2 separate regions of the Homo sapiens genome follow, and region 1 is linked to region 2. Evidence: read pairs that join two places in POLR2A ChIA-PET (ENCODE). Cell type or tissue: MCF 10A. All regions are shown on one strand. Links, peaks and the distances in the headings refer to the core of each region. The heading gives the core; the rest is flanking DNA.

Evidence for each region. ChIA-PET counts read pairs that join two places held together with the same protein. Peaks named below come from ENCODE experiments on the same cell type or tissue, not always from the same donor. Only the 100,000 strongest peaks of a DNase experiment are listed, where the experiment ranks them.
Region 1: POLR2A ChIA-PET joins it to region 2 with 5 read pairs; 1 of 35 experiments calls an interaction of 5 or more read pairs at or near these places.

Annotation. Positions count from the first base shown.
Region 1 is chr6:84,060,023-84,076,431 of GRCh38, forward strand. It overlaps MRAP2 (melanocortin 2 receptor accessory protein 2), which reads left to right. Exons shown (of 4, transcript NM_138409.4): 3 at 2,871-2,970. Among named protein-coding and RNA genes, the nearest start is that of MRAP2, 34 kb to the left of the region's middle. RefSeq lists an enhancer at 12,930-13,430. In MCF 10A, for the core only: no CTCF peak of the experiment used is centred there; a DNase peak (open chromatin) is centred at 6,059.
Region 2 is chr6:85,486,415-85,502,823 of GRCh38, forward strand. NT5E (5'-nucleotidase ecto) reads left to right here. Exons shown (of 9, transcript NM_002526.4): 5 at 921-1,075; 6 at 3,080-3,185; 7 at 4,094-4,243; 8 at 5,563-5,763; 9 at 7,427-9,370. The coding sequence ends at 7,590. Among named protein-coding and RNA genes, the nearest start is that of NT5E, 45 kb to the left of the region's middle. RefSeq lists a silencer at 14,824-15,065. In MCF 10A, for the core only: no CTCF peak of the experiment used is centred there; a DNase peak (open chromatin) is centred at 8,347.

The DNA of each region.
Region 1 (16,409 bases), core at 4,627-7,126, 1.4 Mb before region 2:
ATCCCCTGGGGATGGGTCATAGGGCAGAAGATGAGGTTGGGGGAAATTAGTGGAAATAACTTGAGGAAGCTAAATTTTGTTCAAAGGGAAATGTGAATAAGCAGAGCTACTTAAAGCATATTGCCATGAAAAACATAGATGCCGCATTATTAAGGAAATGTTTGGAAATGCTGTTGGATCATGAGGATTCTCAGATTTTACCCACAGCCTGCCTCTCCCCAACTCTGCCGCCACCTGCCTTCTCTGAAGGCTGTAACCCTCCCATGCTTCACATTATTGCTGCTTTTTGATTATCTCCCTGGGGGTACTTAGAAGGGCAGAGGGAAGGGGGACTGGGCTGGGTTGAGGGCACGCTTTCCTCCACCTCTGGGAGTCAGTCCACCATTTGCAGTGTGAAAGCTGTCCTTAGGAGAACACCTTCCTAATACACAGATTTGAAAAATGTCAATCAACATGATTCAATTCTAAACCGAAGACTTAAATATAGCATTGGTGTATAATTTTAGAATTTGCTTTTGCTATGCAGGCAGTTGATAAAGTACAGTGTAGGGAACTGTTATTTATCTGTACAATGTTTCTTCACAGTCCATGCCTAGATAGTTGAGATTTAATTGTTTCATGTTAGTTGTACCTCAGTACATGTGGTGTTTGGTATTTGTCCTTACATCTTTTTTTTTTTTTGAGACGGAGTCTTGCTCTGTCACCCAGGCTGCAGTGCTGTGGCGCGATCTTGGCTCACTGCAAGCTCCACCTGCCGGGTTCACGCCATTCTCCTGCCTCAGCCTCCCGAGTAGCTGGGACTACAGGCGCCTGCCACCACACCCGGCTAATTTTTTTTTTTTTTTTTTTTGTATTTTTAGTAGAGACGGGGTTTCACTGTCTTAGCCAGGATGGTTTTGATCTCCTGACCTCGTGATCTGCCCGCCTCGGCCTCCCAAAGTGCTGGGATTACAGGCGTGAGCCACTGCGCCTGGCCCTTATGTCTTTTTTTATGCCTCATTTCTACTATATTAAAAGGCAAAGTATACAATTTCTATTTCTTTGGCACTTAAGGTTAGACACATTAGTTTTTCAGAGTGCTGAATACACATTGTTAACCTCTAGGCAATAGTATATGTAGGATGAAAGTATGAATTATGCAGAGTAAATTGTTAATCTGATTTCTTCACTTTGGAAAAAGTGCTACATATACATAATTTAATTAGAATAAAGCTTTGCATTTAAACACATTTAATATTTAAGCTCTAATCACTTATTTTTAGAAAATTGCTAAGCATCCTCATTGTATTTCCACATAGACAAGCTTCTTAGTGTAGGCCAAAAAATGTAGAATGATTCAACTCTGTTGTGTCCTAGATTTGAGGCCTTATTGTGCAAGTACCAAGTTCTGTAGACAATCCAATCTAACCCTGGTCCTAGAGATAAAGAATTGTGATTGTTATCCAAGATAGGACCAAGGAGAGCCCTGTTTAGGGAATTACAGACAAAAATGTTATTGGGTTCAAAGGAGGGAGACAACACATCAATTATGGAAATTAGTTGAGGCTTAGTAGATAGTGTAGCGGATGGACTTGGAAGGATGGATACACTTTCATTAGCTCCACGTTGGGAAAAGTTGTTCCAGCCAGGTAGTGGTAAGAGCCCTGGTAAGGTGTGGCTGTGAGGAAGCTGTGGCTAAGGTAAATACAGGGACACAGTGTCCCCTAGTTTGATTGGAAACACATGGCTTTTAAAGTGGTAAATTGGGAGAAAATGACAATTCTAATGACAGTAGCCAGCACCTGTGGTGTACTGTTTTCTCAGATGTCAGACATTGTATAAAGTGCTTTATGTGTGGAATCTCTTTTACTCTGGAAAAGTGGGTCAGTTCTGTTTTTGTTGGAGAGCTTTTCATGAAAGAGCAATATCATCAGGGCTGTGATTAAAGCAGGTTTGTACAGAAATAAAGCACAGGGAAAGGCAGAAGGCAGAGAGAGCACTCAAGAGGCCATCTGTATGTTCTCTGCAAGAAGTAATGAGAGCCTGAATTATCCATGGTGAACGTAAGTGAGAATGCAAAGTTGCTACCTAATTGAGATGCTAACCAATTGAGTTGTTAAACTAAAATTTGGCCCAAGAAGGCCTCCATTATTTGCATACTTGCATTCTTAGGTATGAGCTGTGACCTAGCTTACTAGGTAAGCAAACTGAAAACCTAGCCAATGCTTCTGTAACAATAGCTCAGTCTCAGCTAATCACAGCAGCTACACTTCAGGCACTCCCAGGCAGACAGCTGTTCAAATGGTGTTCAAATCCAGCTGTTTCCGTACCTTGCTTCTTTTTTCTGTACATCATTTTCCTTTTTCTGTCCCTAAATCTTAACCAACCATGAGGCAGCCCAGAGTCTCTCTGAATCTATTCTGATTCTGGGAGCTTCCCGGTTCAAGAATTTTGTTTTCCTTGCACAGTTAATATCTGTTAAATTTAATTTGTCTAAAGTTTTTCTTTTAACAGTAGGAATCCAAATGCACTTAAAACTTGAGTTGATAGTCTGCTAAAAATTTTATTTTCTAACTCAAAACACATTAGTGGAATCTTGAGGTCCTAGATAACCTATGCTCTGGTCTAGGTTCCTTCCTTGAGATATGGAAAGCATGAGTCAATGAGGCCTAAATCCCTTCATGCTATCTGAGACAGAAACCTGGAGGCGGAGCAGACTCTTCCCTCCTCCTCATCCTTTACATCTTATCAGTCTCCAGCCAACTGCGGATCAGACTGTTGACTTCCTTTCATGTTTCATGTACCAAAGCCTCTCCAAAAAGCTCTGATTCTTGAATGTTCAAGTTTTAAACTACTGTGAAATACTAATCCCAGAATTAACTGTCTTTCAGATTCCATTGTGATTGGATTTTGGGTTGGTCTTGCAGTCTTCGTGATTTTTATGTTTTTTGTGCTGACCTTGCTGACCAAGACAGGAGCCCCACACCAAGAGTAAGTTTGGGCTGTTCCTAAATGTCTCTTAAGCCTCACAGGAGACTGAGGAAATAGAAACTACTACCCAGGGCCGGAGGTGCTTCCCGTGGATGAAGAGAAGGGGGTGGTTATAGATTTGCTGTCTGGACCCAGATGCCCGTGGATGGGATCCAGCTATTCTCCTGGCTTTTTGTTTCTTGCGTCTTGGGCTTATTTTCAAGTGGACTTTTATGAAATTGGGTTTCTTGGTCCTTTCCTACAGTCTTAATGATGATGTGGGCCTGATTTTTACATTGAAATGTTTATTAATTACAATGTATTTTATTCATATTCCCAAAAGGATTTAGATGATTCACCATATTAAAAACAGTGGAAAAGACAATGGCAAAATAGGATGAAAACCAGTTTTAAAAATTATTTCAAGAAGCAGAGTAATAGTTGTTCCTGGATACTCAACTCAATTTAACTATTGACAATGATTAATAAATTTAACAGAGTTTTCTTAAAACTAGGATACAAAGGCAAACACTGTGGTTTACATAATTCTCATAACATGGTAGGACTTGTGATGATGCTGGACTTTGGATTGATGGAGGAAAGTATTACATGAGTGCTTAAAGAACATTGAGAAACATCAAAAAGTATTTGTTCAGTAATGGCTTGTAAAAAATTCAGAAATATATTAAAGGATTTATATATTTTATACCAAATTTTTAATAAAAGGGAAAATAGAGAATATTGAATACCTCATTAGTCAGCACCAGCAGGCAACAGTAATTAAAAGAGTTTTTGGCCGGTATGGTGGCTCACGCCTGTAATCCCAGCACTTTGGGAGGCCAAGGCAGGCAGATCACTTGAGTCCAGGAGTTCAAGACCTGCCTCGCTATGGTGAAACCCCGTCTCTATTAAAAATACAAAAAATTAGCCTGTTGTGGTGGAGGGCACCTATAGTCCTAGCTACCTGGGATGCTGAAGCACAAGAATCACTTGAACCTGGGAGGTGGAGGTTGCAGTGAGCCAAGGTCACACCACCGCACTCCAGCCTGGGCAACAGAGCCAGACTCTGTCTAAAAAAAAGAAAAAGAAAAAAAGTTTTTGATAAAGGGGCTGTGCGGAAGTTATGGACAGGGAAGAGGGCAACTACGCAGGCTCATGCAGGACAGCAGGGCTGGCAACACTGAGGAGCAGCCATCCTAGATCCCAGGAAGCAAGGGGTGGGGCCACAGCTGGAACCCTGGAGTCTGCTGAGAGGAGTTGTGACTTTGGGCTGAGGGACACAGCTAATCCAGTGTGACCTCTCAGGGAAGGAGCCTCAAAGTTAAGACCAAGACCTCAGTCTTCTCCCTCCTTCCCATTTCTCACCATTGCTCCCCACTGGCTGAACACAACCAGCAGCCAGAGGCTGCATCAAAGGCTAGTTTCCCAAGCACAGAGCAGGACAGGGGAGGGTGGGAGAGACCTGGGAGAGTGAATATAAGTTTCACAGGAATCCTGGCATTTTGGTTTTGTTTTGTTTTTTTGTTTGTTTTTTGAGACGGAGTCTTGCTCTGTCACCCAGGCTGGAGTGCAGTGGCGCCATCTTGGCTCACTGCAAGCTCCGCCTCCCGGGTTCACGCCATTCTCCTGCCTCAGCCTCCCCAGTAGCTGGGACTACAGGCACCCACCACCACGCCCAGCTACTTTTTTGTATTTTTAGTAGAGACAGGGTTTCACCATGTTAGCCAGGATGGTCTCGATCTGCTGACTTCGTGATCCGCCCGCCTTGGCCTCCCAAAGTGCTGGGATTACAGGCGTGAGCCACCGCGCCGGGCCGAATCCTGGCATTTTTATATTCAGTATCTCATTTTTGCCTCACAGCCTGGCAGCAGCTCTCTTTCATGGTTGTGTCTCGTCACAGCCTCCGGCATCTGTTGTTCACTCTTCAGCCTGCACTTGAACTATAACAAATGCCTGTGCAAAGGGAACAGTTCTTGCCATCACTCAGCTATTTCTAGATATCAGGGGCTAGGAAGAAAAAAATGTAAACACAGCCAGGCACGGTGGCTCATGCCCGTAATCCCAACAGTTCTGGAGGTCGAAGTGAGAGGATTGCTTGAGCTGAGGAGTTCGAGAACAGCCTGGGCAACATGGCAAAACCCTGTGTCTACAAAAAATACAAAAATCAGCCGGGCATGGTGGTGCACACCTGTAGTCCCAGCTACTCAGGAGGCTAAGGTGGGAGGATCACTTGAACCCAGGAAGTCAAGGCTGCAGTGAGCTGTGATTGTGCTGCTGCACTGTAGCCTAAATGACAGAGTAAGACCCTGTCTCAAAAAAAAAAAAAATTTAAACACAAACATTTTAAATGAAAGGAAAATATCATTTTTATTGAAGCATTTGGAGACATATGGCTGAGAATCTATTTAACAACCACTAAAAAGACACAAGCTTTCCTTTTTCTCTCTTCATGTCATTGTAAATATTCGCACATGCTTCACTTCTATTATATTGGCCCAGCGAATTTGAAAATATGGTGTGGGTTACAAGAGGGTTAAGAAAAGCCTAGAATAAACTCAGATTAAGGCACAACTCGTAGAGTGGTCAGGGAATAATAATACCCTGTTAATCTTCCTTTTCCTCAGAAGAACCAATGGAGTTTTGTGGGTTATTGAGATAGATGTGTGTGATGTAGAAGACAGGAGATTTTAGGACTAGGAACACTAGCATGAAATAGAATGTGACTTCCTGTGATGGTTAATTTTATGTGTTAACAATTCTAGATGTTTCTGTGAAGGTATTTCTTAGTTGAGCGTACCATTTATCAGTACTCTTTGGATTAAGCAGATTACCCTCCATGCTGTGAGTGGGCCTCATCCAGTCAGTTGAAGGCCTTAAGAGAACAAAGACTGACCTCCTCAAGCCAAAAGGGATTCTACCAGGACACTGCCTTTGGACTGTCTCCACCCTGCCAGCCTACTCTACATATTTGGGACTTGCTGGTCCCCAAAGTTACATGAGGCAATTCCTTAAAATAAAACTCTCTCTTTATAAACACACACACACACACACACACACACACACACACATTGTGTTGGTTCTGTTTTCTCTGGAGATCCCTGACTAATCTTCACTTCCGTGTGGTGTCATGGCAACCCTGGGTAGTTGAGACTTGCCTTTTAGCCTTACAGTTGGCAATTCCCTTTTGCCACTAGACAGTCTGTCTTTGATGATTATTCTGAACAATGCTCAATCACAGAACAGGGGTCATTTTAACCCTGAATGCTTCTAACAAGGTTAAGGAAAAATAACTTTTTATAACATTTAAGAAAATAATGGATGTTCCCTCAGGGCCATATTTTAAATGCTTCTAAGCACAATATGACACAGTATAAGATATGGCATTTGGTTGCAGTATATCATAATAGAAAACTGAAAGAATCAGAACATGTGGAAAAACATTGAAATAAATCTGTTATAAAGGCCTTTAGGTCTTAACAAACTTGACATTTGTTTGGCAGGAGTTTCCTTCTTAGGTGGACATTGTTTTTTCCATATAGCCAATGTTAATAGAAAACAACTAATTTTAAGTTTGCCTATGATAATTAGGGGGTGAGGGGAAGGACGATACAACATTGAAAATAATAAGAGCCATTTTTTTTGATTCCAGGGTCAACTAATTACTTTATATCTCACCAAGTCCTCACAGGAAGATGAAGTAAATTCCATGTGTTCCCACAATACAGATAAGAAACATGAGGCTGAGACACTTGCCTAAGGCTTCACAGGTTAAAGAAAAAATGTAGAGTCAAACCTCAAACTAAAGTCTCTTCGGTGCTGAAGTTCCTGTCATTAACCACTACACTCAACTATCTCAGATTGGCAATTTTTAATCTCTTCCTTCTATTGAACCGGAGATGTTAGCAAGCAACCAGATTTGTTATTTTTTCCATAAATTATTGGGGTACAGGTGGTATTTGGTTACATAAGGAAGTTCCTTAGTGGTGATTTGTGAAATATTGGTGCACCCATCACCCGAGCAGTATATGCTACACCATGTTTGTAGTCCTTTCTCCCTCACCCCCTCCTTCTCGTCACCCCCAAGCCCCCACAGTCCATTGTTTCATTCTTCTGCCTTTGTATCCTCATAGCTTAGCTCCCACGTATCAGTGAGAACATAAGATGTTTGCTTTTCAATTTCTGAATTACTTCACTTAGAATAACAGTCTCCAGTCCCATCCAGATTGCTGCAAATGCTGTTAATTCATTCCTTTTTATGGCTGAGTAGTGTCCCACCATATATATCACAGTTTCTTTATCCACTTGTTGATTGATGGGCATTTGGGTTGGTTCCACAATTTTGCAATTGTGAATTGTGCTGCTATAAGCATGTGTCTGCAAGTATCTTTTTTGTATAATGACTTCTTTTCTTCTGGGTAGATACCTAGTAGTGGGATTGCTGGATCAAATGGTAGACCTACTTTTAGTTCTTTAAGAAATCTCCACACTGTTTCCCATAGTGGCTGTACTAGTTTACATTCTACACCAGCAGTGTAGAAGTGTTCCCTGATCACCACATCCATGCTAACATCTACTGTTTTTTGATTTTTTGATTATGGCCATTCTTGCAGGAGTAAGGTGATATCGCACTGTGGCTTTGATTTGCATTTCCCTGATCACTAGTGATGTTAAGCATTTTTTCATATATCTGTTGGCCATTTGTATATCTTCTTTTGAGAATTGTCTATTCATGTTTTTAGCCCACTTTTGGATGGAATTGTTTTTTTTTTTTTTTTTCTTACTGATTTGTTTGAGTTCGTTGTAGATTCTGGATATTAGTCCTTTGTCAGATGTATGGATTGTGAAGATTTTCTCCCACTGTGTTGGTTGTCTGTTTATTCTGCTGACTGTTCCTATTGCTATGCAAAAGCTTTTTAGTTTAATTAAGTTCCAACTATTTATCTTTGTCTTTATTGCATTTGCTTTTGGGTTCTTGCTCATGAAATCCTTGCCTAAGCCAGCATCTAGAAGCGTTTTTCCAATGTTATCTTCTAGAATTTTTACAGTTTCAGGTCTTAAATTTAAGTCCTTAATCCATCTTGAGTTGATTTTTGTATAAGGTGAGAGATAAGGATCCAGTTTCATTCTTCTACCTGTGGCTAGCCAATTATCCCAGCGCCATTTGTTCAAAAGAGTGTCCTTTCCCCACTTTATGTTTTTGTTTGCTTTTTTGAAGATCAGTTGACTGTAAGTGGGTTTATTTCTGGGTTCTCTGTTCTGTTTCATTGGCCTATGTGCCCATTTATATACTAGTACCACACTGTTTTGGTGACTATGGCCTTATAGTATAGTTTGAAACCAGATAGTATGATCCCTCCAGATTTGTTCTTTTTGCTTAGTGTTGCTTTGGTTATGCAAGCTCTTTTTTGTTCCATATGAATTTTAGAATTATTTTTGCTAATTCTGTGAAGAATGATGGTGGTATTTTGATGGAGATTGCATTGAATTTGTAGATTGCATTTGGCAGTATAGTCATTTTTACAATATTGATTTTATCCATCCATGAGCATGGGATGTGTTTTCATGTGTTTGTTTTATCTATGATTTCTTTCAGCAGTGTTTTGTAGTTTTCCTTGTAGAGGTCTTTTGACTCCTTTGTTAGGTTATTCCTAAGTTTGTTTTTTTGTTTTTTGTTTTTTTGTGTGTGTTTTTTTGCAGATATTGTAAAAGGGGATTAAGTTCTTGATTTGATTCTCCGCTTGGTCGCTGTTGGTGTATAGAAGAGCTACTGATTTGTGTACATTAATCTAGTGTCTGGAAAGTTTGCTGAATTCTTTTTTTTTTTTTTTTTTTTTTTTGAGACGCACACTACCATGCCTGGCTAATTTTTTGTATTTTAGTAGAGATGGGGTTTCACTGTGTTGCCCAGGCTGGTCTCGAACTCCTGAGCTCAGGCAATCCACCCACCTCAGCCTCCCAAAGTGCTAGGATTATAGGCATGAGCCACTGTGCCCGGCCTGCTGAATTCTTTTATCAGTTCTAGGAGCTTTCTGGAGGAGCCTTTAGGGTTTGCTGATGATCATATCGTCAGCAAACAGTGACAGTGTGACTTCCTCTTTACCGATTTGGATGCCCTTTATTTCTTTCTCTTGTCTGATTGCTCTGGCTAGGACTTCCAGTACTATGTTGAAGAGGAGTGGTGGGAGTAGGCATCCTTGTCTTGTTCCAGTTCTCGGAGGGAACTTTTCAGCTTTTCCCCACTCAGTATTATGTTGGCTGTGGGTTTGTCATAGATGGCTTTTGTTACACTGTATGTCCCTTGTATTCTGATTTTGCTGAGTTTTAATCATAAAGAGATGCTGGATTTTGTCAAATGCACTTTCTGCATCTATTGAGATGATCATGTATTTTTGTTTTTTATTCTGTTAATGTGGTGTATCACATTTGTTGACTTGCATATGTTAAACCATCCCTGCATCCCTGGTATGAAACCCACTTGATCATGGTGGATTACCTTTTTGATATGTTGTTGGACTCAGTTAGCTAGTATTTTGATAAGGATTTTAGCATCTATGTTCATCAACGATATCGGTCTGTAGTTTTCTTTTTTGGTTATGTCCTTTCCTGGTTTTAGTATTGGGGTGATGCTGGCTTCATAGAATAAATTAAGGAGGGTTCCTTCTTTCTCTATCTTGTGGAATAGTGTCAAAAGGATTGGTACCAATTCTTCTTTGAATGTCTGGTAGAATTCTGCTGTGAATCTGTCTGGTTCTGGACTTTTTTTATTGGTAATTTTTAAATTACCATTTTAATCTCGCTGCTTGTTATTGGTCTGTTCAGGATATCTAGTTCTTCCTGATTTAAGCTAGGAGGGTTGTATTTTTCCAGGAATTTATCCATCTCTTCTAAGTTTTCTAGTTTATGTGCGTAAAGGTTCATAGTAGCTTTGGATGATCTTTTGTATTTCAGTGGTGTCATTTGTAATAACTCCTGTTTCATTTTTTTAATGAGGTTATTTGGATTTTCTCTCTTCTTTTCTTGGTTATTCTTGCTAATGGTTTATCAATTTTATTTATCTTTTCAAAGAGCCAGCTTTATGTTTCATTTATCTTTTGTATTTTTTTGGTTTCAATTTCATTTAGTTCTGCTCTGATGATCTTGGTTATTACCTTTCTTCTGCTGGGTTTGGGTTTGGTTTGTTCTTTTTTCTCTAGTTCCTTGAGATGTGACCTTAGACTGTCAGTTTGTGCTCTTTCAGTCTTTTCGATGTAGGTGTTTAGGGTTATGAACTTTCCTCTTAGCACTGCCTTTGCTGTATCCCAGAAGTTTTGATAGGTTGTGTCATTATTGTGTTTCAGTTTGAAGAATTTTTAAATTTCTATGTTGATTTCATTTTTGACCCAATGCTCATTCAAGAGCAGGTGATTTAATTTCCATGTATTTGCATGGTTTTGAAGGTTCCTTTTGGAGTTGATTTCTAGTTCTATTCTACTGTGATCTGAAAGAGTACCTGATATAATTTCAGTTTTCTTAAATTTATTGAGGCTTGTCTTATGGCCTATCATAAGATCTATGTTGGAGAAAGTTCCATCCACTGTTGAATAGAATGTGTATTTTGTGGTTGTTGGATGAAATGTTCTGAATATATTTGTAAAGTCCATTTGTTTAAATCCATTGTTTAAATCCATTGTTTCTTTGTTGGCTTTCTGTCTGATGAGCTGCCTAGTGCTCTCCCTGGAGGATTGAAGTCCCCCACTTAGTTCTATAAGTAATTGTTTTATAAATTTGGGAGCTCCAGTGTTAGGTGCATATATGTTTAGGATTGTGATATTTTCCTGTTGGACAAGGCCTTTACCATTACATAATATCCCTCTTTGTCTCTTTTAACTGCTGTTGCTTTAAAGTTTGTTTTGTCTGATACAAGAATAGCTACCCCTGCTTGTTTTGGTGTCCATTTGCATGAAATGCCTTTTTCCACCCCTTTACTTTAAGTTTTTGTGAGTCCTTACATGTTAGGTGAGTCTCCTGAAGACAGCAGGTAGTTGGTTGGTGGGTTCTTATCCATTCTGTGGTTCTGTATTTTTTTAAGTGGAGCATTTAGGCCATTTACATTCAATGTTAGTATTGGATAAGAGGTACCATTGCATTCATGGTGCTCTTTGCTGCCTGTGTACTTTGGTTTTATTGTTTTTGCTTTTTAACTGGTATTTTTGTTTCATAGGTCCTGTGTGATTTATGCTTTAAAGAGGTTCTGTTTTGATGTGTTTCCAGGATTTGTTTCAAGACTTAAAGCTCCTTTTAGCAGTTCTTGTAGTGGTGGCTTGGTTGTGGCGAATTCTCTCAGCATTTGTTTGTCTGAAAAAGACTGTATCTTTCCTTCATATATGATGCTTAGTTTCACTGGATAAATAATTCTTGGCTGGTAATTGTTTGGTTTGAGGAGGCTGAAGATAGGGCCCCAATCCCTTCTAGCTAGTAGTTTTCTGCTGAGAAATCTGTTGTTAATCTGATAGGTTTTTCCTTTATAGGTTACCTAATGCTTCTGTCTCACAGCTCTTAAGATTCTTTCCTTTGTCTTAACTTTGGATAACCTGATGACAGTGTGTCTAGGCAATGATCTTTTTGAGATGAATTTCCTAGGTGTTCTTTGTGCTTCTTGTATTTGGATGTCTAGGTCTCTAGGAAGGCTGGGGAAGTTTTCCTTGATTATTTCCCCAAATGTGTTTTCCAAGCTTTTAGAATTCTCTTCTTCCTCAGGAACACCAATTATCCTTAGGTTTCATTGTTTAACATAATCCCAGACTTCTTGGAGGCTTCTTTCGTATTTTCTTATTCTTTTTCAATGTGTTGGATTGGGTTAATTCGAAGACCTTGTCTTCGAGCTCTGAATTTCTTTCTTCTACTTGTTCAATTCTATTGCTCAGACTTTCCAGAGCATTTTCCATTTCTATAAGTGTGTCCAATGTTTCCTGAAGTTTTGTTTTTCCTTTAAACTATCTATTTCCTTGAATATTTCTCTCTTTACTTCTTGTATAGTTTTTTAGACTTCTAGTGTTGGGCTTTGCCTTTCTTTGTTGCCTCCCTGATTAGCTTAATAACTAACCTCCCAAATTCTTTTTCAGGTAAATCAGGAATTTCTTCTTGGTTTGCATCCATTGCTGGTGAACTAGTATGATTTTTAGGGGGTGTTAAAGAGCCTTGTTTTGTCATATTACCAGAATTAGTTTTCTGGTTTCTTCTCATTTGGGTAGGCTCTGTCAGAGGGAAACTCTAGGGCTGAAGGCTGTTATTCATATACTTTTGTCCCATGGAGTGTTCCCTTGGTGTAGTACTCTCCCCCTTTTCCTATGGATGTGGCTTCCTGTAAGCTGAACTGCAGTGATTGTTGTCCCTCTTCTGGGTCTAGCCACCCAGCAAGTCTACCTGGCTCTGGGCTGGTACTGGGGGTTGTCTGCACAGAGTCCTGTGACGAGAATCGTTTATGGGTCTCTCAGCCATGGATACCAGTGCCTGTTCCAGTGGAGGTGGTAGGGAGGGGCAATGGACTCCGTGAGGGTTTTTAGCTTTGGTGGTTTAATGCTCTGTTTTTGTGCTGGTTGGCCTCCTGCCGGGTCATGTTGCTTTCCAGAGAGCATCAGCTGTGGTAGTTTGGGGAGGAACAGGTGGTGGGCAGGGCCCTAGAACTCCCAGGAGTATATGTCCTTTGTCTTTAGCTACCACGGTGGATAGGGAAGGACCATCGGGTTGGGGCAAGGCTAGGCGTGTCTGAGCTCAGTCTCTCCTTGGGTGGGTCTTGCTGCAGCTGCTGTGGGAGATGGGGGTGAGGCTCCCAGGTCAATGGAGTTGTGTACCTAGGAGGATTATGGCTGCCTCTGCTGAGTCATGCAGGTTGTCAGGGAAGTGGAGAAAAGCCAGCAGTCACAGGACTCACCCAGCTCCCATACAAATCGAAGGGCCGGTCTCATTCCCACCATGTCCCCACTAACAGCCCCTAATCTGTTTCCAGGCAATGGGCAGCCAGACTTGAGAACTTGCCCCAGGCTACCCTCCCCGCAGCTGCAAAAGAAAAGGGCTTGGTTCATTCCCCACCTATGGAGTCTGCACACTGGATTCGTGTCCTTCCCCGAATTCTGGCCAGGAGGCTTCTTGCCCCATTCAAATTGTTACAAAGTTCAGCTGGAGATTTCCTTCTCCCTGTGGTGTTTCTCCCCCTGATCCCCTGGCTCCTCTGGCCGCCCTGCCTATATATTCCTATGGTGCTAGGCAGGAATGGCCTGCTTGTGGACCCAGCGAGCGCCCAGGGCCTTTCTTCTTCTTCCTCTACCCCTGTATTTCACTCGGCTCTCTAAATTGACTCAGCTCCAGGTATGGTCAGAAACTTCTCCCACAAAGAGACTTTCAGTTTCTCTAGTGGGGATGTGTGTTCAGGAGAGGAGGCTCTCCCTTTCCCACTTCTGCAGTTGGGGCACCCACAGTATTTGGGGTATCTCCTGGGTCCTGCAGGAGCAATCTGCTTCCTTCAGAGGGTCTGTGGGTCCTCTTGGGATTGCTGGTTTGTTCTTGCAGTGGATCTGGAGCTAAAATTCAGTGTGAGCCTCTGCACACTGCTCTGTCCATCCAAGTTGGAGTTGCAATCTAGTCCTGCCTCCCATCCACCATGATGATTACTTCTGTTTATTTGTTTTTATCACATACTGTGCCAAGCACGGGGCTCTGGACTCAAACATTTCCAGGTTTACTTATTGAGACTTTGGCCTGGATTCTTAACTTCTCTGTGCTTGAGACTCCTTATATATAAATAAAGAAGTGTCTGCCTCCTGGGATTATTGTAAACCAAGCTTGTCCAACCTGCGGCCCAGAATAGCTTTGAATGCAGCCCAACACAAATTCGTAAATTTGCTTAAAACATTATGAGATATTTGTGTGTGTGTGTGTGTGTTTTTTTTTTTTTTTCTCATCAGCTATCATTAGTGTTAGTGTATTTTATGTGTGGCCCAAGACAATTATTCTTCTTCCAATGTGGTCCAGGGAAGCCAAAAGATTGGACATCCCTGTTGTAAACACAGAAGTGAGCAGACTGTGGAGCTTCTTGCAAAAGCTGGGCTCAGAGCATCCCTCAGTAAAGATGAGTCACTGTGTGAGCTGAAGAGTCTAGGTAAAGAGTAGGAGGGAGAAGAAAAAGGAACCCATTCCCCATGGGATACCCAGACCCTAAGCGTTATATCTACACTTTCAAAATGTTGCCTTATTCTATCCCAGCTTCACCTTGGCTGTGTCTCAAAGTGAAACAGTAAGATGAATCTAGAATGGCAGCTAGGTAGAGAATCCTGGTGATGGGTCAGAAGGACCAACACCTTTGAATTCTGATTGCTTTACATATCTGGCTCTCTGGGTGGTTTGTCACTAAGACAGTTACTTCCTAAAGTAGAACATCAACAGCATCCTTTTGGAACATGATTCCAACAGCATGGTTAAGATACCTGAGTAAGTCTGCAAGCTCAGAATGGACTGGTGCTGGATCTACCACTGAATTTAATATTTTTCTCCCTGGAGACATCTCAGGCCAGGGCCAAATGGCTCCCTAGGATCTCATAATTGCTGACACATGGAAGTGTGTGAGCTTCCCTTTGATAGTAGTAATCACAGGATGACAGATAACACCACCTGTGCCCTGACTCCCTGTGCCCGTGCCCACAACAGACATCAGCAATGGACTGCATCATCTTCCCTGCATAGCCAAGATTTTGCCTGAGAATCATTTTCAAAACAGATCTCCAGGCAGCCACCAGGAACCAATCACAGTTTACCTGAGAGAGAATGTTTATCTGCCATCCCTGGCTGGACTTTCCTTTAATGTACTGGATGACAGGAGTTGAGATCCATTTAACTGCACAGGGCCAATCACACTGCAATAAAATGGGTATTTTTTTCCCCTGAATTTTTTGACCTGGGATCATGCTAGAATGAGAATTTCTGGAATCACTAACTACTTAGTGGCTTCTGTTAACGGGGGAAATATGTGCTAGGCTAGGCTGTCAGACAGTAAGAAGTTAATCCTCAAATCTTGGTATGACACAACAAAGGTTTATTTCTTGCTTAAACTCCATGTCTGCTAAGGTTGGCAAGGGGCAGACAGAAACATCTCCACTTGCAGCTGCCCTTTCCCCACCACGCGGCCTCCTAGGTTGCTATGACACGGTAAGAAAACACTTGGAGATCTCAAGGCTGCCCCTCCATTCTTCAGCCGGAAGCAGCACACATCCCTTCCTCCCACAGCTCATTAGTCAGAACTAGCCACACCCACCTGACTGCCCAGGGCTGGGAAGGGTAGTCTTCTGTGTATCCAGAAGGAAAGAGGCAGGTATTGGTGAGCACTGAGAAGGTAGACTGCAGAGGAAGAAAGACTGTTATAAAGCTGACATCACCCTTCTTAAAAGCTTTTAGGCCTAAGAGGCAGCTTTGATGGGGATTATTTTTTCCATGGAATATTTGCTTTTGTATGGTGGGGCAGGCAGGGGATCTCTTTTCTGGATTTTTTAAGGACAGTGAAGATAAAAGAAGCATTTCCTCCTGCTTTCTGAGCTAAGGAACCATTTACTCTGCATGCTGTCTTGTTAAAGCATTATGGCCCCATTATCATAAATCTGCCAGATAGAGAGTAATGGGAAAAGCTTGGGTCACATTTTTATGTAGAATACTTCGGACTTCTTGAAAAATTATCAAACCCCAGACATTACGTGCCTCACATACCCTCCTTTTGTAGCCTTTGTTAAGTACATCTCATCCAGGTGGGGCTGTTCTTCACTTAGGGGCCAGTGCAGGATTGCTCAGGACCTTGTAAAAATGGGAATTATATTCTATCTTGAATAGCAATTTACCTGAATATGGCACTCATTAAAGAATGGGTACATGGAAGTAAAGACTAACAACAGGGAAATGTCATTGTTCAAAAGTTTTGATATTGACCATGGCCACAGGAACTAGATGGCAAAATGCAGATGTAGTGAGTGATTCCTGAGGAAGCCCTGTCGTTCTGAGGTATCTACTGCTATGAAAGGGTAGAAAATCTATTTTATGTGTCTGGTTCAGTCTATAACTTTTGTTCAGGAGTTATTTTTTTTTTTCTTTTGAGATGGGGTCTCACTCTGTCACCCAGGTGGCAGTGCAGTGGTGCGATCTCGGCTCACTGCTAGCCTCAACTGCCCAAGCTCAGGTGATCCTCCCACTTCAGCCTCCTGAGTAACTGGGACTGGGTGTCCACTACACCCAGCTAATTTTTTTTTTTTTTTTTGAGACAGAGTCTCACTCTGTCACCCCGGCTGAAGTGCAGTGGCACGATCTTAGCTGACTGCAACCTCCACCACCTGGGTTCAAGTGATTCTCCTGCCTCAGCCTCCTGAGTAGCTAGGATTACAGGTGCCCACAACCATGCCCAGCTGAGTTTTGTATTTTTAGTAGAGATGGGGTTTCTCCATGTTGGC
Region 2 (16,409 bases), core at 7,218-9,717:
TTAACCCTAAAGAGGCCTAGAAGAGCGGCGGCAAGATGAGCGTGTTTATAGCCCTATCTTATCCATATGGACAGGCCCCCCCCATGCGTCCGTTTATAGGCTCCCCACAAGGGTCACATTCCATTCCCAGAGCTATGAACATCTGCTTTTCTGGGATAGGAATCTTGGTGATGGGAAACCTCCCTGACTGCACGTCCATTTGTAGGCTCTCTGCAGGGGGAAGCACATCACGTGCTGTTGGCTCATTGTGGCAGTCCAACCTGGCATTGTCTTTACACAATCCTGCATGCAATTTTGTATTTACAATAATCAGGAGCATTTCATCTTTTATTCCGTAGCAATAGTTTCAGGGCGTCTCCCTACATGAGTCTCAGAGTAAAAATACATTTTTATATCATTGATTTTCATATGTGTACAGAACACACTCCTGTGCTTGTCTCTCACTTTCCCTTTTCTGTTGACTATGATCATGTCAGGAAGATGAGGTGCACAGCACCCAGGTGAGCCTGTAGTCACAACACAGCCCTCTCAGTAGCCAGATGGGAAAGGGGCCCAGGACCACACTGACAGCGATAGCCCAGCTGTACCTCAGCAGGCCTTTTATAACTGCCCCTGGGCCTTTCAGAGCTCCTACCGCCACCACTAATGCTGTCCCAGGTGGGCCAATGGGTAGCTCATACAGATGTGATGAGCTGGTAGATGTTCAGAATATTCTTAAATTAAGATGCATTCCAGGTCTTATTACCAGGAAACAAAATAGAAGTTCCTAAGGAAATTTCATGGTCAAAACCAAAATGCACACAAATATGGTAAACAAATATGTTCTCACAGCAAGTAAGATAGATGATGTTTCATTCCTTTTCCAGAATTTAGCCCAGTGTGAGATTTAATTGTAGGGTACCTTCTTTTCTTTCTTCTAGATCCAAGCATAAAAGCAGACATTAACAAATGGAGGATAAAATTGGATAATTATTCTACCCAGGAATTAGGGAAAACAATTGTCTATCTGGATGGCTCCTCTCAATCATGCCGCTTTAGAGAATGCAACATGGGCAACCTGATTTGTGATGCAATGGTAAGTCATCAGCAGGAGTGGACATATGCTAGGGAGGAAGGAAAGGAAGAGGGAAGAGGAAGGAAGGATGCGAGAAGGGATAGATCGATAGCTACAGAATGAGGGATTTCAAAACATTTTTAGCCAGGGTGGTGGCATGTGCCTATAGTCCCAGCTACTCGGGAGGCTTAGGTGGGAAGATGGCTTGAGCCCAGGAGGCTGCAGTGAGCTATAATTGCACCAGTGCACTCCAGCCTGGGCAAAAGAGCGAGACTCTGTCTCTAAAATTAAATAAATATGAAAAATAAATAAAACATTAGTGCCTAAACAAAAGCCTGATGTAGCTTCATACTCAGTACCTTCTTAAGGTGCTGGAAGGAGATCAGGTAACCACCAACATACTGCTTTACAAGAACTAAAACCTTTATTTTAAGGTGTTCTTAGATGTCTGAATTTTGGATGTTGCTTTCCTTTTGTAAGATGATGCAAATGCACAAACTCTGCTACCCTGGAGATATCAACATAATAGATAAAAGCATATCTGTTTGGCCAGACTGTTTTTCACTCATCTGTTCACTTGACTCCAGAGAACCCTGGCCTTGTGTGACAGGAACCTCTTTCACAGGCACAGAAAGACAACACACAGTTTTAATGGTAATAACAAGTCCTATGGCTGAGCAAGACCAGGTATGAAGAACAAGCCCGTCTACTTGTCACCAGGCGGAATGGCCATGGTAGCTCTCTGGGGGCCTTACTGAGCCAAGGTCTCCTATGTCGGACTACTACTTCCATGGGCTCACAGCCTGCACCCAGGGAAGTCATTTCTGTCAGTGCTTGGCATGCATTGCCCAGTGCCCAGGATACAACTGCACTCGATAAATGTTTGCCGTGTAAATGACAACAATCATGCTCATGCCAAGACCAGACTCATGATGTCTCCTCAGCATCATGCAGTCAATGCCAGAGAAGTAGTTAAGGAGAAGCTGGTATATAAATGTTAAGAGAAGTCTGGAGGGAAACAACCCAGGCTGTTGGCAGTGCTTATCCACTCTGTTAAAGAGGCTAGGACAAAGGAGAGCTTTTGCTTTTTATTTATTTATTTATTTAATTAATTAATTTATTTATTTATTGAGACTGAGTCTTGCTCTGTCGCCCAGGCTGGAGTGCAGTGGCATGATCTCAGCTCACTGCAACCTCCGTCCCTTGGGTTCAAGCGATTCTCCTGCTTCAGCCTCCCAAGTAGCTGGGATTAGAGGTGTCCACTACCACACCCAGCTAATTTTTGTATCTTTAGTAGAGACGGGGTTTCACCATGTTGGCTAGACTGGTCTCGAACTCCTGACCTTAGGTGATCCACCTGCCACAGCCTCCCAAAGTGCTGGGATTTACAGGTGTGAGCCACTATGCCTGGCCTTTTTTTTTTTTTTTTTTCGGCTTTTTGTCTCCTAAATGAGAATATATTCATTTTATTTCTTATAACTAAACATATATTTTGTAAAATAAAAGTAAGAATGGATGTGATTCTCCCCAGCTTCAAAAGGCTGTCTCTGTCTTTCCAAAATTGCCAACTTGGGAATCAGCTGCAGACATAGACGTGGAGGCCAGGTTCTCTTTGGCATGAGGTCTGGTGTTGAGCAGGCTCTAGGGCCAAGCCCTCAGAATCAGGCAGAGGGCATGGCCTGCCCTGGAGAAGCCTGTGCAGGAGTGACTCTGCAGGCCACCTTGCATGGGAGGCCCAGTCCCGACACCAGGGCTACAACCGAGAGACCATTTTGCTAAGGCCACCTGGCCTGACAGTATGGGAGTTTTAGGAGGGGGAAATAAGAGTTTGACATGGACTGGTAACAGTATATTTTTACTTCTGGGAGCATAAAATTAGTTCTAATTATAGTTGAGAGATCCCTGGGAACACAGCAGCAGGTGAAAAGCAGCTTTATTTCCTCACTAGAGCTAACCAGATTCCTGGAGCTGATCCTAAGGAAGAAGAGCCAGAGTAACTAGTGTAAATCTGTGCTACTGTTGCAGATTAACAACAACCTGAGACACACGGATGAAATGTTCTGGAACCACGTATCCATGTGCATTTTAAATGGAGGTGGTATCCGGTCGCCCATTGATGAACGCAACAATGGTATGCTCCCAGGCCCAGCTCCTCAGTGTGTCATGTTCTCTCTCTGATCTCCTTTTCTGTTATGGTTCTTGCCCTGAACACACCCATGTGCAGCCTCAGTTCATCTCTGCTGCCAGCCATGTACCAGAATGTCAGTCCTTTAAATTAGGGTTAGCCATTATTAAAGTCTAAAACCTAGCCTGAAGGACACACACAAGCTTGTGTGTTCTTATATGTATTCACACACAGAAGCTGCAGGTAAGGTTAGTGGAACTCAAACTTGGTCTGAATTTCTGACTTACAAAGCTATACTAGTTGTTTCTGATTTATGCAAAATAACAACAGTCACCACCTTGGCATCTGAAAAGAGACAAAATCACCAATCTTCTGTCCTGAAAAAGACATACCACTGGATTAAAATGTTACCTTAGTATATTTACAGATATCCAAGATTATATCATATGGCAAAACAAATCAACTACACAAATACTCAAGACACTCTTGTAGCCCTCCCTGATTTACTGTGAAAACCAATCAGTATCAGTATAAGGCCCCAAACGCATCCCATTGTCAGACAACAGGGACAGGTTGCAGGGGCACATTGTTTGTCTGGAGGAACGGAACAATGCAAAACAAACTACTGGAGATCCAGCCCCAAGCTAGCAGATCTAAGACTGAGCATGGTGAACTTCTGAGGCACAGCCATTTGTGAGCTCCCGCCATCTTGCCCAGTGGTGGAGTGCAGGGCCAGAGGCCTCCTAAACTCATTCCCTTCCTCAGTGTCAGGAACCACTTAGACATAGCTAATGATGCTCTATAAGCTTCCCATGTCCCCCTCATTTCTTCCCCCAGCGCTGAGGGAAACTGGTCATGGTGTAAGCATTTTCTCAAGCTATTTTCCTTCTTGCCTCATCTGTGACTACCCTCAGGCACAATTACCTGGGAGAACCTGGCTGCTGTATTGCCCTTTGGAGGCACATTTGACCTAGTCCAGTTAAAAGGTTCCACCCTGAAGAAGGCCTTTGAGCATAGCGTGCACCGCTACGGCCAGTCCACTGGAGAGTTCCTGCAGGTGGGCGGTAAGTCACCCATCCTGTAGGGCTGGCCCATCCAAAGTGACATGGCATTTCCTGCTGGTTGGCTCAGCTTCCCCTTCACCAAAATTCCTGTGGTCAAACTGGTTTGGATTTTTCCCGACCCAACACCAATACCTTACCCTTTAATGGCTGTGGACTCTCAGAGCCACTAAGATTAGGTTGGGGTCAAAGCCCCAAAGCCCCAAAGCCCTGGCAATAAGCAGTATTTGCCAAGTCTGATTTGGACATCAGATGGGCCCTCTAAGCAGGTCACCTGCTTTGAGGTCTAGTTTCTAATAAAATCTTATTTAAGCATTCAATTATTTTTTTTTTAAATCCTCTCCTCTGTTCTACTCATCGTTGCCTGGAACCATGCCAAGATTTAAAGGAATGCTGTCCAATCTGTATTAACCAGGATGATTCCTGGAAGGAGCAGCCTACTGCACAGACATACCTGAACACCTGGTTCTAGTCCCACTGTGACCTGGGGCAAGTTCTCAACCCCTCTGGGCACAGGGAGAAAACCTTTCCTGTTTATCTCATGGACTGCAGTGAAAGTTGAATGGAAATAAATGCTTCCTAAATTGCCAAGGGCTTCTGAAACACTTTTGTTAATAATTCCACAGTCCAGTGAATTAATCCTTTAAAAGCAATCTTATTTTACCTGGAAATCATAATCTGGCCTCATTTTTTTAACCTTAGGTTGTGGTCCCGCTTGACAGATAGAATTGCTTTCCTGAGTTTTCCTCTGCAGAACACATTGCTGTTGAGACTGAAGGGCTACAGAAGGCAGTGGGGCCCTGTCCTAATGCCTATGGGGCAACCCAAACATCCTCCATTTTCCCAGAAGGGAGTTGAGGGAAAAGCAGTTTTCTGATGCTCTAGCAAAGCACTGCATAGCTCTATGCCTTGTGGAAGTCACCAAATCCCAAATGATTACCATTTAATGGTCTTCAAAATTGTAAAATGCTCTCTGCCTCTGATCTGTTTCTCACTTTCTAAGGCCATTGAATCAATTTAGTAGACCAATTCAGCATTTTAAGGGAAAAACAGAAAAAGATGTGGTTTTGTCCATGTAGAGTCACCCTTTGCCTATTCTGGTCCAGAGCTGGTTTTCCTTCCAGTGGTTCTCATATGTCCTGTAAGGACTCAAGGATAAAGGGTGGCTGCAATGTCACAATTCTCTTGACAAAATTTCACTCAGGTTTAAACCAAAGGAAAAACCACAGCCCCATGCCCCAATTGTAGAGTTTGGCCAAAATTCCTTAGGAAACAGAAATCTCCCTTTGGATCTGGTGAAAACAGATTCATTTCTTTTCTAGGAATCCATGTGGTGTATGATCTTTCCCGAAAACCTGGAGACAGAGTAGTCAAATTAGATGTTCTTTGCACCAAGTGTCGAGTGCCCAGTTATGACCCTCTCAAAATGGACGAGGTATATAAGGTGATCCTCCCAAACTTCCTGGCCAATGGTGGAGATGGGTTCCAGATGATAAAAGATGAATTATTAAGACATGACTCTGGTAAGCATGACTGTCTCTTCCTTTCTCTAAAGAACAACAAAATTGGGCCAAGAAGGGGAGCTACTAGTGGTGCCAGGAGGGCAAAGTGACTCCCTGTATTGCTGACTCCCTCCTGCTTTGCTTGTTGGAAAGCAGCAGCACAGCACAGCAGAGAGGAATATGTACCCTGTCAATCCCCGAGCACACACATGCCTTCATCCAACCCCAGAGACAAAACATTTGTAAATCAAAAATGTTTTAAAATTCTTTTAACTACATCTAAGCAGCTATTTAAATTGTGAAATATAAGTGAGTTTTGCATTAACAGAAATATCACACCTCTGGAATTTTAGGATATGGAAAACCATCACATTAAATCATTTAAATTTTCTTTCTTGAAGAAGTTTCTGTGTGAATCAGTCAGGTAGAAGTGGATGGGGTGAGCGCCGCCCTTTCAGCACAGTGGGTTGGTGGTACAAATCATAGGAATAACCATACTTGATGTCAGTTGGTACTTCTGGCAGCATTGAGGGACATTATATGCCAGCCTCACTTTTAGAAATTCTGTTGAGAGTCACATTATGTGCATACAGACCACTGACATAGGACACACTTCCCCTTCCTCTTCCTAGGGCAGAGACCAGCATGCTTACAAGACACACAAGCAGCTTCTTGGCATCTCTGGGTAGTTCCACCAGGATCTTCCTCAGTCTTATCATGCTGGACCTGTCATTTTAGCTACTTATTCCAAGGAGCGTGGAGGGCAGGACCAGACCAAAGGAGGCAGCCCTTCCTGGGAGGAAAGGTGCTGGCTTCTTCTGTCCCTTCCGTGACAGAAGATGGAAGGGCAGGCGTAAAAGCCCCATGAGACAAAGAGGCTGATAGCCATCAGCTGTCCACCACTCAAGCCTAGACTGAAGGATGTTAGAGAGAGGAGCTCATGCAGAAGGCTAAGGAAGCCCTGGACCTAAGCGTTCTCAACACTGGTTATACATTAGAATCACTTCAGGAGCATTTTAAATTAAATACCAATGGCTCGGCCGCAGCTCTTAAGAGATTCTAAGTTAACTGGATTGGGGCTAAACTCTTTTTCAGTGATTCTAGTGTACACCCAGAGGTGAAAACCACTGAAGAGAGAAGGGTTCTTAAGTACTGGAGTGATATTTTTAAAATAAAATTCTGTTGGGTTCCCAACAGAACATGGGTTCCCAACAAACATGGGTTTGTTGTAGCTATAGGCAATTAGCATTTATCCTCTCCTCTCTTTGGTAAAGGAAATCCCCCAAGTCCCATCATCAATTACATGAAAATAATTATTGGGCAGGCAAACAAAAGGAAGCCAGTTTTATCTCTCAACTAATTGCTCTTGACCCAGTTCCCTAATGCCCTTGTTCTGGAGTGGTTCAAAGGCTATGATGTCAATGACCTCTTTCTAGAGTCATCACAGAGCTGAGGCAACTCTACTTCCCCCAATTACCCAATATTGAACAACAGACACATTTTACATCTGGAGCATGAAAAAGCAATCAAATTCTTTGTACTTATGATCACTAGCGTTCTTGTCTTCTGTGACACTTTACCCCTGCTTATGAAATTGCTTCCCTTTTATAATTACAAAGGACTACCTTACTGTTGATTGATAATTACCTTTTCTGTAGTTAAAATAATGTATATGTTTTTCTAGGTGACCAAGATATCAACGTGGTTTCTACATATATCTCCAAAATGAAAGTAATTTATCCAGCAGTTGAAGGTCGGATCAAGTTTTCCACAGGAAGTCACTGCCATGGAAGCTTTTCTTTAATATTTCTTTCACTTTGGGCAGTGATCTTTGTTTTATACCAATAGCCAAAAATTCTCCTTGCCTTTAATGTGTGAAACTGCATTTTTTCAAGTGAGATTCAAATCTGCCTTTTAGGACCTGGCTTTGTGACAGCAAAAACCATCTTTACAGGCTCCTAGAAGCTGAAGGTTAGAGCATTATAAAATGAAGAGACAGACATGATTACTCAGGGTCAGCAACCTAGTGAGTTAGAAAAAAAATTAACATAGGGCCCTATAAGGAGAAAGCCAACTATGTTAAGTTTACGTGTCCAAATTTTAATGAAATTTTACTAACAATTTTAAACCATATTTTTCTTCTTCATATCCATTTCTAATCCATCAAACAGCTTATGTTTACATAAAATTTTATCATTCACAAGGAAGTTTTAAGCACACTGTCTCATTTGATATCCACAACTTATTTTTGGTAGGAAAGAGAGATGTTTTTCCCACCTGTCAGATGAAAAAACTGAAGCTCAAAAAGGGTTGACTTGACCATACAGCTAATGCTGACAGATCCAAGACCTAGACCTAGGTCTTTTGAACTCAAGTCCAGCATTCTCAACTATATCAAGTTACTGTTCAGAATACTTAATATCTCCTCTCTTCATAATTATCAATAGCCCCAAGCTCATGGATGACAAATCTCTGCTTTATTTCTTGTCTCTATTTTTTCACTTTATAGCTCCTGTTATAATAGCAAGTTTAATGGTATAAACACAGGATACCATCCTCTCTTGCAACACCCATGTGCCTTTGATGAGTCAGGTAGCAAGCTGTAGTAGATAATGAGAAAGGCCAGAGGCTGCAAAAGACAGTCAAAGGACACGAGAGAAAGGAAGGGGAAGAACAGGACTCCAGGACTGTTTTATATTATAGAAAAGCAAGAGCTAAAGAGCATTTACACATGTTAAACAGATACTTGTTAAGCATAGTGCCTGACACACGGCATTAGCTGTTATTTTATGAGATTCCATCAGCTCTGCCTCTGTCCTCTTTCTTCTAACATGAAGGTATCATGAGAAGAGAACCTTCTAACATAAGCTGTAATTCTAAACCTGCACTTGTCCCTCTCCAGCAAGAGGCTAGCACTGAATTCATTCTACTCATACTACACACCCAGTTATGGAATGTCCAGAGTTCTCGAAGAAAATAAATGACTTTAGGAAGAGGTATACATTTTTTAAGTCGCTCTGCCTCCAAATCTGAACAGTCACTGTAAATCATTCTTAAGCCCAGATATGAGAACTTCTGCTGGAAAGTGGGACCCTCTGAGTGGGTGGTCAGAAAATACCCATGCTGATGAAATGACCTATGCCCAAAGAACAAATACTTAACGTGGGAGTGGAACCACATGAGCCTGCTCAGCTCTGCATAAGTAATTCAAGAAATGGGAGGCTTCACCTTAAAAACAGTGTGCAAATGGCAGCTAGAGGTTTTGATAGGAAGTATGTTTGTTTCTTAGTGTTTACAAATATTAAGTACTCTTGATACAAAATATACTTTTAAACTTCATAACCTTTTTATAAAAGTTGTTGCAGCAAAATAATAGCCTCGGTTCTATGCATATATGGATTAGCTATAAAAAATGTCAATAAGATTGTACAAGGAAAATTAGAGAAAGTCACATTTAGGGTTTATTTTTTACACTTGGCCAGTAAAATAGGGTAAATCCTATTAGAATTTTTTAAAGAACTTTTTTTAAGTTTCCTAAATCTGTGTGTGTATTGTGAAGTGGTATAAGAAATGACTTTGAACCACTTTGCAATTGTAGATTCCCAACAATAAAATTGAAGATAAGCTCTTTGGTCTTTGATAGTTATTTCTTCTCTCATTCAAACACCTGCCAACTAAAGACAATATGACTGAAGGAAAACTCTGACAGATTTTCACTGGTATCATTTCTCTTGATCATAAGCCACTTACCATCTGATAACCCTCCATAGCCCCTCACACCCCTAAAATGAGAAGAAAAATGCATCCAATTTTTAAGTAGGAGAGAAAAGTGAGTGGTATTTTAAGGAAGACTACTAAATTTGGTGGCTTTGATATACAGAATCTGATATAAAAATGGTTTTGAGGCCAGTACTGATTCCTACAAATAAACACTTCCAAGTTAATGTTGAGGATTTTAATTTGCCTGTACTGGCTGTGTGCCTAAGATCTTCCTCAAGTACACTAATAACACAATGAGTTGGTTTCGTTATACCTCAATCAGTCAGACACGTTAAACCACGTTAGCTGTCTTTGTTTGGGCTATGTATTAGTCCGTTCTCATGCTGCTAATAAAGACATACCCGAGACTGGGTGATTTATAAAGAAAAAGAGGTTTAATGGACTTTCAGTTCCACATGGCTGGGGAAGCCTCACAATCATGGCAGAAGGCGGAGAAGGAGCAAAGGCACATCTTACATGGAGGCAGGCAACAGAATGCATGGAGGGTAACTGCCCTTTATGAAACCATCTCATGAGACTTATTCACTATCAAAAGAACGGCATGGGGAAGACCTGTCCCCATGATTCAATTACCTCCCACCAGGTCCCTCCCATGACACGTGGGGATTATGGGAGCTACAATTCAAGATGAGATTTGGGTGGGGACACAGCCAAACCATATCATTCTGTCCCTGGCCCCTCCCACATATCATGTCCTCACATTTCAAAACCAATCATGCCTTCCCAACAGTACCCCAAAGTTTTAACTCATTCCAGCATTAACTCAAAAGCCCACATTCCAAAGTCTCATCTGAGACAAGGCAAATCCCTTCCACCTATGAGCTTGTAAAATCAAAAGCAAGCTAGTTACTTCCTAGATACAACGGGAGTACAGGCATTGGGTAAACACAGCCATTCCAAATGGGAGAAATTGGCCAAAACAAAGGGGCTACAGGCCCCATGCAAGTCCAAAATCCAGCAGGGCAGTCAAATCTTAAAGCTACAAAATGATCTTCTTTGACTCCACGTCTCACATCCAGGTCATGCTGATGCAAGAGGTGGGTTCCCACAGTCTTGAGCAGCTACGTCACTGTGGCTTTTCAGGGTATAGACGCCCCCACCCCGCCCCTGGCCTCCTGGTTGCTTTCATGAGCTGGCGTTGACTGCCTGTGGCTTTTCCAGGCACATGGTACAAGCTGTTGGTGAATCTACCATTCTCACAGCCCCCTTCTAACAGCTCCTCTTCTCATGGCTCCATTAGGCAGTGCCCCAGTGGGCCCTCTTCTCATAGCTCCATTAGGTAGTGCCCCAGTGGGAACTGTGTATGTGGGATCCAACCCCACATTTCCATTCAACACTGCCCTAGCAGAGGCTCTCCATGAGGGCCCTGCCACCACAGTAAACTTCTGCCTGGACATCCAGGCATTTCCATACATCCTCTGAAATCTAGGAGGTGGTTCCCAAATCTTGATTCTTGATTTCTGTGCACCTGCAGGCTCAACACCACATGGAAGCTGCCAAGGCTTGGGGTTTGCACCCTCTGAAGGCATAGCCCAAGCTGCAACTTGGCCCCCTTTAGCCACGGTTGGAGCTAAAGCAGCTGGGATGCAGGGCACCAAGTCCCTAGGCTGGACACAGCAGGGGGTGCCTGGACCTTGCCCAGGGAGCTATTTTTCCCTTCTAGGCCTCTGGGCCTATGATGGGAGGGGCTGCCATGAAGGTCTCTGACATGCCCTGGAGACATTTTCCCCATTGTCTTGATGATCAGCATTTGGCTTCTCCTTACCTATGTGCATTTCAGCAGCAGGCCTGAACTTCTCCCCGCAAAAATGGGTTTTTCTTTTCTATTGCATCGTCAGGCTACAAATCTTTCAATTTTTTTTTTTTGTATATGTGCCACTGAAGTGAGCACAAATCTTCCAAACTTTTATGTTCTGCTTCTTCTTGAATGCTTTACCATCTAGAAATTTCTTTTGCCAGATATCGTAAATCATCTCTCTCAAGTCCAAAGTTCCACAGATCTTTAGGGCAGGGGCAAAATGCCACCAGTCTCTTTGCTAAAGCATAGCTAGAATCACCTTTGCTCTGGTTCCCAGTAAGTTCCTCATCTCTATCTGAGACCTCCTCAGCCTGGACTTTTTGGTGAAAACCATTCAACAAGTCTCTAGAAAGCTCCAAACTTTCCCACATCTTCCTGTCTTCTTCTGAGCCCTCCAGACTGTTCCAACCTCTGCCTGTTACCCAGTTCCAAAGTCACTTCCACATTTTCAGGTATCTTAATAGCAGTAACCCACTCTACTGGTACCAATTTACTGTATTAGTCCATTCTCACGGTGCTAATAAAGACATACCCAAGACTGGGTAATTTGTAAAGAAAAAGAGGTTTAATGGACTCACAGTTCCATGTGGCTGAGAAGGCCTATCATGGCAGGAGGTGAAGGAGGGGCCAAGGCACATCTTACATAACAGCAGAGAAGAGAGCATATGCAGGGGAACTGCCCTTTATTTAACCGTGAGGTCTCATGAGACTTTCACTATCACAAGAACAGCATGGGAAAAACCCACCCCCATGATTCAATTACCTCCCACCGGATCCCTCCCAAGACACATGGGGATTATGGGAGCTACAATTCAAGATGAGATTTGGGTGGGGATACAGCCAAACGATATCAGGCTGCTATAGCAAAATACAATAGAATGGGTAGCTTATAAATAACAGAAATTTTATTTCTCACAGTTGTGGAGGCTGGGGAATCCAAAAGCAAGGCACTAGCAGGTGTCTGGTGAGGGCCTGCCTCCTGATTCATAGACGGCACCAACTGACTGTGTCATCAGAAGATGGAAGAGGCCAGGTGACTTTGGGGCCTCATTTATAGGAAGCACTAACCCCATTCAGCACCCTCATGATTCAATCACCTCCCAAAGGCCCAAACTCCAACATCATCACATTCATGATCAGGTTTCAACATACAGAGTTTGGGGGAAAATAAACATTCAGGCTATATAAGTAGCTGCCTTCAGCAGTCTGACACAAGAGTAGGCTGGGTTTCTTAGAGGAAAGTTTAGGCTGCTAATAGGTGTCCTTCAGAAGAAGTTGCTACCTCTGTGAGTATGTAGTCCTATGGATGTTTGGTTTGGCAAGAAGCCATAACTGCTTGCCAAGATTAGGTAAATGTTCCTGTATTCGTTTCCTGGGGCCACCACAATAAAGTACCACAAACTGGTTGGCTTAAATGACAGAAATGTATAATCTAACAGTTCTGGAGGCTAGAAGTCTGTGGTCAAGCTGGCAGTGTTGGTTTCTTCTGAGGGCAGTGACAGAGAAACTCTTCCATGCCTCTTTCCTAGCACCAGGTAGCCTCTAGCCTAAGGCATCCTTGGCTTATATATGGTATTCTCTCCATGTCTTTACATCCTCTTTTTTTACATGATTATATTTGTGTCCAAATCTCCCTTTTATAAGGCCATCAATAATACAGGATTAGTGCCCGCTCTATAATGACTTCATCTTAATTGTCTGCAAAAACCTCTTTCCAGATAAGGTCACATTCTTAGTTACTGGGGGGTTAGGATGGAAGTCCCCCCGACAGGACTTCAAGATCTCTTTGGAGGACACAATTCAACTGATTACCAGTCCTCAGTACAACTCCATAATCAGCTGCAGCAGCCCTGGGGCAACCTGCAGCTCTGTGTCCTATATACTTTGTAAATGAGAGGTTATAATTCATGGTGTTGTTTTTTTTTTGTTTTTTGCTGATAAAATAGAAGACATTTTAAGCTCCTTTAGCTCCTATACAGCAAAAGGAACCAGTTTTGTTATCCAATGCAATCAAAAAGGAGCTTTGGAGTTTTATAATAAATTGGGAGGATCTCAAATTTCTAGTGAGTAGTGCCTCTGAGGCCTCTAAGAACCTAAATTAAATACATCATGAAAGACATTGTTAACAAATAAGCTAGCTAGAATCTAAAAATAATTAACTCTAATCCATGACAAGGATGGCTGGCATATTAGTTACAACAGTGAAAATTATACTAGGCTCATTATTCATTAGGATACTTGGTTGGAAAAAAATATATTCTGTAAACAGAGACATTATCAGAAGGGTATTAGCTTGCTCCCCAAATCAAGCAACTTGGAAAGCTATCCCAGAAAATGGACAGCAAGGTAAGTGAGGCATGGCTAAAATCCCACCACAAGAACAGTCTTAGTACACAGCCCTGTTGCTGCAGGTCCCAGACTAAGGCTGGAGAGCTGCTGGGTTCACAGCTAAAACCCAGGACATTAGACTATTCTTGTGCCTTGGTTTGTTGCCTACATAGAGATGGGAACATCTAAATTGCTGAGCCTGGTTCAAGTCCAAATTTATAAAGATAGAAGGCTGACTGAGGAATGAACTCCAGCCTTTTGGTTTCTGATACAGTTTGGATATGTGTCCCCACCCAAATCTCATGTTGAATTATAATCCTGAGCATTGGAGGTGGGGCCTAGTAGGAGGTCACTAGATTATGGAGGTAGATTTCTCATAAACGGTTTAGTACCATCCCCTTGGTACTGTTCTAGTGACAGTAAGTTCTCATAAAAACTGGTCTTTTCAAAGTGTGTGGCAACTCCCTGCTCTCTCTCTCTTGCTCCTGCTCTGGCCATGTGATGTGTCTGCTCCCCCTTTGCCTTCAGTCATGATTATAAGTTTCTTGAGACCTCCCCAGAAGCAAAGCAGATGCCATCACCATACTTCCTGAACCGTCTGCATAATCATGAGCCAACTAAACCCCTTTTCTTTATAAATTACCCAAAAACGGCCCCTATGAAAATGAATATGAATTCATGTACAAAAACATGTAAAAAAATAACGTTAAAAACAAAAAAAAGTACCTTCTAAGTCTTTCTTAAAAACTACACTTTAACCTTCCCCCTCCAATAATGTATATTCACTTGTGAGATATCCAGACTTCCATGAAAGTCAAAAATGCCAGAGAAGTAAACAAAATAACCTTTTTTTCGGTAAGACAAATCATTAAATAATCTGTAAGCATGTGAGTAATGAAATCAGCCCCTAAAATATTTCAAAGTATTATTTTATAGCAATAAATAAATATGACTAATCAAATTTTTAACTGAGCTTGATGTTCTTAATTGGATGTTGATTCTTTGTTCAGCTCTAAACTCCACAGATGAAGTAAGGAAGGCTATACATTTGAAGGATAAACATATGTTTTATTTTACTGGTAAAATCACAATGCACAGACTTTATATTATTAGCATTAATACAAACAGTGCTCCTGAAAATTTCAATAACTCATCACATTGTGAAACTGTGATTATGTGATCACAAATTTTGTGTCACACTAAGAAATACAAATAGCATCATTCCTGCTCATTTACAACATAGATGTACCATTAATCTGCTTAAGTCTTCTTCATCTAGCCTTGCCTTATTCCTCAATGAAAATCTATCTCTGAGGCCAGGCAGGGTGGCTCATGCCTATAATCCCAGCACTTTGGGAGGCCGAGATGAGCAGATCACAAGGTCAGGAGTTTGAGACCATCCTGACCAACATGGTGAATCCCTGTCTCTACTAAAAATACAAAAATTACCCATGGGTGGTAGCGGGTGCCTGTAGTCCCAGCTACTCAGAGGGCTGAGGCAGGAGAATCGCTTGAACCCAGGAGGCAGAGGCTGCAGTGAGCCGAGATCATGCCACTGCACTCCAGCCTGAGCAACAGAGTGAGACTGTCTCAAAAGAAAAAAAAAAAGAAAAATCTATCTCTAGGTAAAACTATCTCTTTGTGAAAGAGATCCCATCTACTACTGGAGAATAGAAGTGATAAGGAACAAACTAGTAATGTAACTTCAGTAACTGCTGTTCTCTAGAACTACAGCACTGATAACGCAGGCTGCTGGTCCCTTGATTATCTGATCACTGCTTAAAATTCTACCCATCCCCATCCTATTCAGGAAAGCCCACAACATGCAAATGAGTGAGAGTAGCATTAACTTTTTGACGCTTTTGTAATAATACCTAGCCTGAAACACAAACACATTGTACAGCTGTACAAAAGTATTTTCTTTTACTATATTTTATACTATAAGCTTTTTTTCTAATTTTAAATTTATTTTTCTTTAATTAATTTCTTTAGAGAGAGGGTCTCACTCTGTTGCCCAAGGTAGAGTGCAATGGCACAATCACTGCTCACTGAAGCCTCGACCTCCCAGGCTCAAGTAATCCTCTCACCTCAGCCTCATGAGTAGCTGGGACTACAGCGATGTGGCACCATGTCCGGTTAATTTTCCTCTTTTTTTGCAGAGAAAGGGTGTCACTGTGTTTCCCAGGCTGGTTTCAAACTCCTGAGTTCAAGGGATCTTCCCACCTCAGCCTCACACCTGGGAATCTGCCTACTTGGGAGGTTGAGGCAGGAAGATCCCTTGAGCCCAGGAGTTTGAGGCTGCAGTGAGCTGCAATCACGCCTCTGCACTCCAGCCTGGATAACAAAGAGAGACCCTGTCTCATAAAAGTTTAAAAAACAAAAAACTAAGACACATACACACTAGCGTAAGCCTACAAAGGGACAGGATCATCAATATCACTGTCTTCCACCTCCACATCTTATGCCACTGAAGGTATTCAGGGGCAGTAACGTGCATGGGGCTGTCCTCTCTTAAGATAACAATGCTTTCTTCTGGAATTCCTCCTGAAAAACCTATCTCGAGCTGTTTTATAGTCAACTCTTTTTTTATAAGTAGAAGGAGTACACTCTAAAGTAATGCTAAAAAGTACAGTAAATATATAAGCCAGTAACACAGTGGTTTATTATGAATTTTATGTGACTGGAAATATGGTAGGTTTAGTTTGCACTAGCATCACCACAAATGTTGTGCTATGACATTTAGTTGGCTACATCACCAAGC